Regions from separate parts of the Homo sapiens genome. Here region 1 is linked to region 2. Evidence: read pairs that join two places in POLR2A ChIA-PET (ENCODE). Cell type or tissue: PC-9. All regions are shown on one strand. Each heading gives the region's core, and the rest is flanking DNA. Links, peaks and the distances in the headings are about the cores only.

The links. Peaks named below come from ENCODE experiments on the same cell type or tissue, not always from the same donor. Only the 100,000 strongest peaks of a DNase experiment are listed, where the experiment ranks them.
Region 1: POLR2A ChIA-PET joins it to region 2 with 11 read pairs; 2 of 35 experiments call an interaction of 5 or more read pairs at or near these places.

What each region holds. Positions count from the first base shown.
Region 1 is chr5:73,131,365-73,134,284 of GRCh38, reverse strand. TMEM171 (transmembrane protein 171) reads right to left here. Exons shown (of 4, transcript NM_173490.8): 4 at 2,476-2,747. The coding sequence ends at 2,555. LOC105379030 (a long non-coding RNA gene) reads left to right here. Exons shown (of 2, transcript NR_134252.1): 2 at 2,002-2,277. Among named protein-coding and RNA genes, the nearest start is that of TMEM171, 12 kb to the right of the region's middle. In PC-9, for the core only: no CTCF peak of the experiment used is centred there; no DNase peak of the experiment used is centred there.
Region 2 is chr5:73,473,439-73,476,358 of GRCh38, reverse strand. No RefSeq gene overlaps it. Among named protein-coding and RNA genes, the nearest start is that of LINC01386, 1.9 kb to the right of the region's middle. In PC-9, for the core only: no CTCF peak of the experiment used is centred there; no DNase peak of the experiment used is centred there.

The sequences.
Region 1 (2,920 bases), core at 153-2,652, 340 kb after region 2:
TACTTGGCCATAAAAAATGAAGTACTGATATATGTTACAACATGCTAAATGAAAACATGCTAAATGAAAGACATCAGACACAAAAGGTCACATATTTATGATTCCACTTATATGAAATACCCAGAATAGGTAAACACATACAGACAGAAAGCAGACTGGTGTTTTCCAGGAGCTGAGGCATAGAGGAGGAGAAGGAGGGGCTGCTTAATGTGTGTGGGGTTTTATTTTAGGGTGATGAAAATGATTTGGAATTAGATAGAGGTGGTGGTTTGTATAACACTGTGAACGTATTAAAGGCCACTGAATTGTTCACTTTAAAATGGTTAATTGTAGGCTGGGCACAATGACTCACCCACTGAATATGGCAAAGGACTGATAGAAATGAAATAGACTTCCATAACCTGCAATCCCAACAGTTTGGGAGGCCAAGGCAGGAGGACTGCTTGAACCCTGGGAGTTGGAGACCAGCCTGGGTAGTATAGTAAAATCCCATCTCTATGAAAAATTTAAAAAATTAGCTGGGTGTGGTGGCACTCGCCTGTACTCCCAGCTACTCAGGAGGCTGAAGTAGGAAGATGGCTTGAGCCCAGAGTTAGAGGCTGCAGTGAGCTGTGATCGCATCACTGTATTCCAGCCTGGGCAACAAAGTGAGACCCAGTCTCGAAATACATACATACATACAAACATAAATTGTTCATTGTATTATGCAAATTTTACCTCAATAAAAAAGCTAACAAACCTAAGAAAAACAAGGCACAGTCCACCGAGGGGGCTTTCAGAAGCTGTCATCCTCTGCCAGCACCGTGCTAGGAAAAGAACGCGTCTTGCTGGGGGTAAATGATTTGGCCCAGCTCTGCTGCATGTGATTTCAGCCCCACAATAAACATTCTCACACTTTCAGCATTTTCAAAGCTGGGAGGTTTGAAGACTTCAGCTTCAGTCTCAGGTTTGCTGAATACTGTGAAGGACTGATGGAACCGGAGTAGATTCCATAACCAGAAGATCAAACTTATTCCTGAGCCTGGCAACCCCCTTGCTGAAGTTTACTAGCATAGCATATAAATGTAAAATACCCAGTTACAAACCCCAACACTGAGCCATTAAAAAGGTTCTTGATTAATATGAGGACTCATAAATGCTTAAAAGTAATTCTACCTAGAAGTTTCAGCTCAGGCATTTTAAACAGCGGCAGAAGGAAGTTTTGTTCTAATTTTTAAATGTGAATAATTAACCTCCCAGGAGGAAAAATAGCAGAATTTTAAGAGCAGTTCAAGCCAATAAATGTCCAATTTAAAAATAGATTAGTACTGCTGGTACCAACTGCCACCCTGACTTATCTCAGTGGCAATTAACATGAAATCAGTCATTACTTCAGTCAAACTGTTGGAGCCTGCACGCCCCTTTGCTCTGCTTTCAGGCACTTAAATGCTGGAATGAACCAATTTGGGGGAGATTATGGCTTGTGTAAAAGGCATTAAAAAATTCACATTTTTGCTACACTAAATGTTGTTACCAAAAAAGCTGTTACTACAGATTTCGTATTCTAAAAATCAGTTTCTTCCAGTTGGAAATACCATTAGTCATTATTTCTTAAGGTTTAGATCTAGCATTAAATAAATACATATTAACACACCCAACTATACAACAGGCTTTGGCTAGCAGTATCCTTATAAGAATAAAAAAGCAATGGTTCAGTCAGTTTTGTTCTAATATGTCATCATACAGAAAGGCAAATCCTTCCTGAGCCTCTTGAGGAGAACCTAGTTGCCAAAGTGTTCCTAGAAATTTCCTGTCAAGAAATTTCACTATAAAGAGACTCCAGGGTATGAACATGCTTGTGACTGCCCCAGCATAAAGCCTCCCTAATCGTCTTCTTTCAAAAGCAAAGAAAAGAAAAGGGGAGTAAGAAGAGGAGAAAAGAGGAGGGGAGAGAAAGAGAGAAGGGAAGAAGAGAAGAAATAATAAAGAAATGAAGGGAGTAATCTTGTTTCTCTGTTTCAGAAGCAGCTAACCCTGGAGAGAGAATGGACCAAGCTAAACATTAACCATTGCTGCTGGTAGGCCTCTGACAGCACAAGGTGGTGAGCCTGTCTTTCAGAAACCAGCTAGCTGGGTTCAAAACCAAGCCCATCATGTAGAAGCTATGTGACCTTGAAGAAGTTAATTAGACTCTCTGAACCTTTGGTTCTTTATCCACCAATAAAAATAATCTCACCTACCACCCAGGGTTGTAGGTCCAAGTGTATAATGTACAAATGAATAAATTAAGACAGTCTCACTCCTGTTGTCATTCCCTTGTCATTGAAAAGACATTGAGTACAAATGGATAGATGCTATCCAAAGAGGACACGTTCAGTGCCTGGACCATGGGCACTTTGCCCCTCTCCATGGTCTGAAGCACTAATGGCTGGAATCTAACCTGGAAGGTTGGTTACCCTTGTTGATGCTGTAGCAGGAAAGTCAGAATATAGCCAATGCTATTGTATTTTTTATTTAAAAAAAATTAAATAAAATAGTGATCCATTGCATATAAAACTGAACTAGAGTCCATAGTTTACGGTGGGGAAGGCTCAGAAGATAGAGGCAAGAATGTAGCTGCAGCATTTTCTTTTTCTTCATATCTAGGAGGCAATTCAGATGGAAGATGTGGAGTGTGTGAGGCCTCAGAAGATGAATTCGTCCCAGAAATGGTATATATAGATTCACAGTCTCTTTCAGAGGCTGCACCCTCTGAAGTTGGGGTCCTGCTAAAGAGAAGGAGAGAGAACATGAAGGGGAGGGGATGAAAACAGTGACACCCCTTTAGTACTAGGTTCTTTTCAAATGTTTGATTACATGCACTTAAGAGTATTTGCAAGAATCTGAGGAGTAATTTCTCCCTCACTCTACTTTTCATAGATTTGTTTTGATTTCTTACCTC
Region 2 (2,920 bases), core at 314-2,813:
GCGGTGGTTTTATTTTCTGGTAGCCTTTTGCTAGGTTATGGCAAAGAGAGCCTCCAGTTTTTCCAGGCTCACAACCTGACAAATGTAGCCCTACCGAAAATGATCTCCTCTTCCCAGTTCCAGCAAAGTCCCAGGAATTACTCAGATTGGCCTGGCTCAAAGGTTGTGTCTCCTCCTGGCCATACCTGGGTCACCTACCATCACTGGAGCTAAGGAGTGGGATGGTGGCTCCCAAGAGGAAAATAATGAGTCAATTACCAGAAGACATACAACAAGTTGGGGGAGGAAAAATAGCAAGAAATGGGATATGACGACAAGAAGAGTGTGAATAAATCCATTCTTAGTTTCAGATTTTGGCTGGGATTCATTGCGGCAAACCAACAGCAAAGTACTTTCCTGTCAAGATGCCTAGGTAGTTTTAATTCAGAGTTTCTCAACTTTAAAAAAAATGTCATTTCCCTAAGGAGCTTTGAAAAATGTGTTGGCCAGGTGCAGTGGCTCGTGCCTGTAATCCCAGCACTTTAGGAGGCTGAGGCAGGACTCTCGCTTAAGCCCAGGAGTTGGAGACCAGCCTGGGGAACATAGTGAGACCCTATCTCAATAATTTAAAAAATATTTATATTGAATATTGACAAAAAAAATTTTTTAAATGAAAATAAAATAAATAAAAACATGTTTTACCTAATCATCCCCCCTTTAAAATTTCTTAATACCACAGATCTAGTATATATCTGTTTATGTACTGTATGTTATGTCTATACTTCATACATAAGAAGAGTAAGTATAAAGTTTATTATTTTTATCTGATGCAGGGTTAGGAAGGAGGAAATAAAATTTTAAATTAAAATTTTAGTTAAATTAAAAATAAAATTTATTATCATTTAATTTATCTTAATAACTATCTTTGCTGAGTAACTTTTAATAGAATTTATTTTCCCATAATTATAATGCATCAAATTTTATATGTAAATTGGCAATTTATATAGGTAAATAATAATAACAATGTATTCAGTTTGTTAGTTTCTTTTTTTTTGTTTGTTTCTGAGATGGAGTTTCACTCTTGTTGCCCAGGCTGGAGTGCAATTACCCACTCTCAGCTCACTGCAACCTCCATCTCCCAGGTCCAAATGATTCTCCTGCCTCAGCCTCCTGAGTAGCTGGGATTACAAGCATGCACCACCACGCCCAGCTAATTTTATATTTTGAGTAGAGATGGGGTTTCTCCATGTTGGTCAGGCTGGTCTCGAACTCCTGGCCTCAGGTGATCCACCTGCCTGGGCCTCCCAAAGTGCTGGGATTACAGGCGTGAGCCACCATGCCCTGCCTGTAGTTAGTTTCTTAAAAATCACTCAAGGCTGGCCAGGTGTGGTGGCTCACACCTGTAATCCCAGCACTTTGGGAGGCTGAGGTGGGCGGATCATGAAGTCAGGAGATTGAGACCATCCTGGCCAACGTGGTGAAACCCCATCTCTACTAAAATACAAAAAATTAGCTGGGCGTGGTGGCACGCACCTGTAGTACCAGCTACTCGGGAGGCTGAGGCAGGAGAATCTCTTGAACCTGGGAGTTGGAGGTTGCCGTGAGCCAAGATCTCACCACTGTACTCTAGCCTGGCAACAGAGCAAGACTCTGTCCCAAAAAAAAAAAAAAAAAAGAAAAAGAAAGAAAAAAATCAGGCAGGTGGATCACGAGGTCAGAGGGTGAGACCATCCTGCCCAACATGGTGAAACTCCATCTCTACTAAAAATACAAAAACTAGCTGGGTGTGGTGGCGTGCACCTGTAGTCCCAGCTACTCGGGAGGCTGAGGCAGGAGAATCATTTGAACCTCAGAGGGGGAGGTTGCAGTGAGCCGAGATCATGCCACTGCACTCCAGCCTGGGTGACAGGGAAAGACTCCATCTAAAAAAAAAAAAAAAAAAAAAAATTCAAAACTGGTACTTTTCTAGCAAAAGCAACAGTTGAAAATAACTGATTTTCTAAACATGAATGTTTAACTTTTGCTTCATATGAAAAAATAACTTTTTTTTTTTTAAGAGGCAGAGTAGCTCGAGTGTAGTGGTATAATCATAGCTCACTACAGCCTCAAACTCCTGGGCTCAAGTGATCTTCTTGCCTCAGCCTCCCAAGCAGCTAGGAATACAGGCTTGAACCACCACACCTGGCCAATTTTTCTATTTTTTGTAGAGTTGGGGGTCTCGCTATGTTGCGTATGCTGGTCTTGAATTCCTGGCCTCAAGCAATCCTTGTGCTTTGGCCTCCCAAAGTGTTGAGATTACAGGCATGAGCCACTAGGCCCAGCTGAGAAAATAACTAGACAGTCATTATTTATTCCGATATTGTTGATATTTTTTCTTTTCAGCACTTGACATATTTATTGATAGTTGAATAACTTTTGTAGGATTAAATAGTAAAATATATATCATTTTAATTTAATTCTCAAAGCTCAAGTCACACACAAAAATACTGAGGATCAAATATAGACAATATACTCAAGGCAGCCGATAACAGCCAATAGGCACAAAAAGGCCACCTCTAATGGACTGAGCAATCAATTGAGAAGTCCCCCAGTCACAGCCATCTACTCACCATAGTTTTGGTACCAATCTAGAATACATTTTGTGTATCTGCTATGTCAATACCAACCCCACTGAGTTGGGAGTCCTTGAGGGGCAGGCACTCTTTTGATCACCAAGCTGGTTTCTTTGTTTGGATCCCTGCAATCTGTTGTTGAAATGAGGTGTCCAGATTTGAATATAGTATTCTGACACAAAGTGGAGAAAAAGGTTATCTCTTCCCCTTTTTTAGACAGCATTTATCTAGTAACACAGTCTAAGATTGCATGGGGTGAGGAGTAGCCTGAATGGCTCTCTAAAGTCTGTTAGTAGTGGGCCAGGTGTGGTGGCTCTCACCTGTAATCC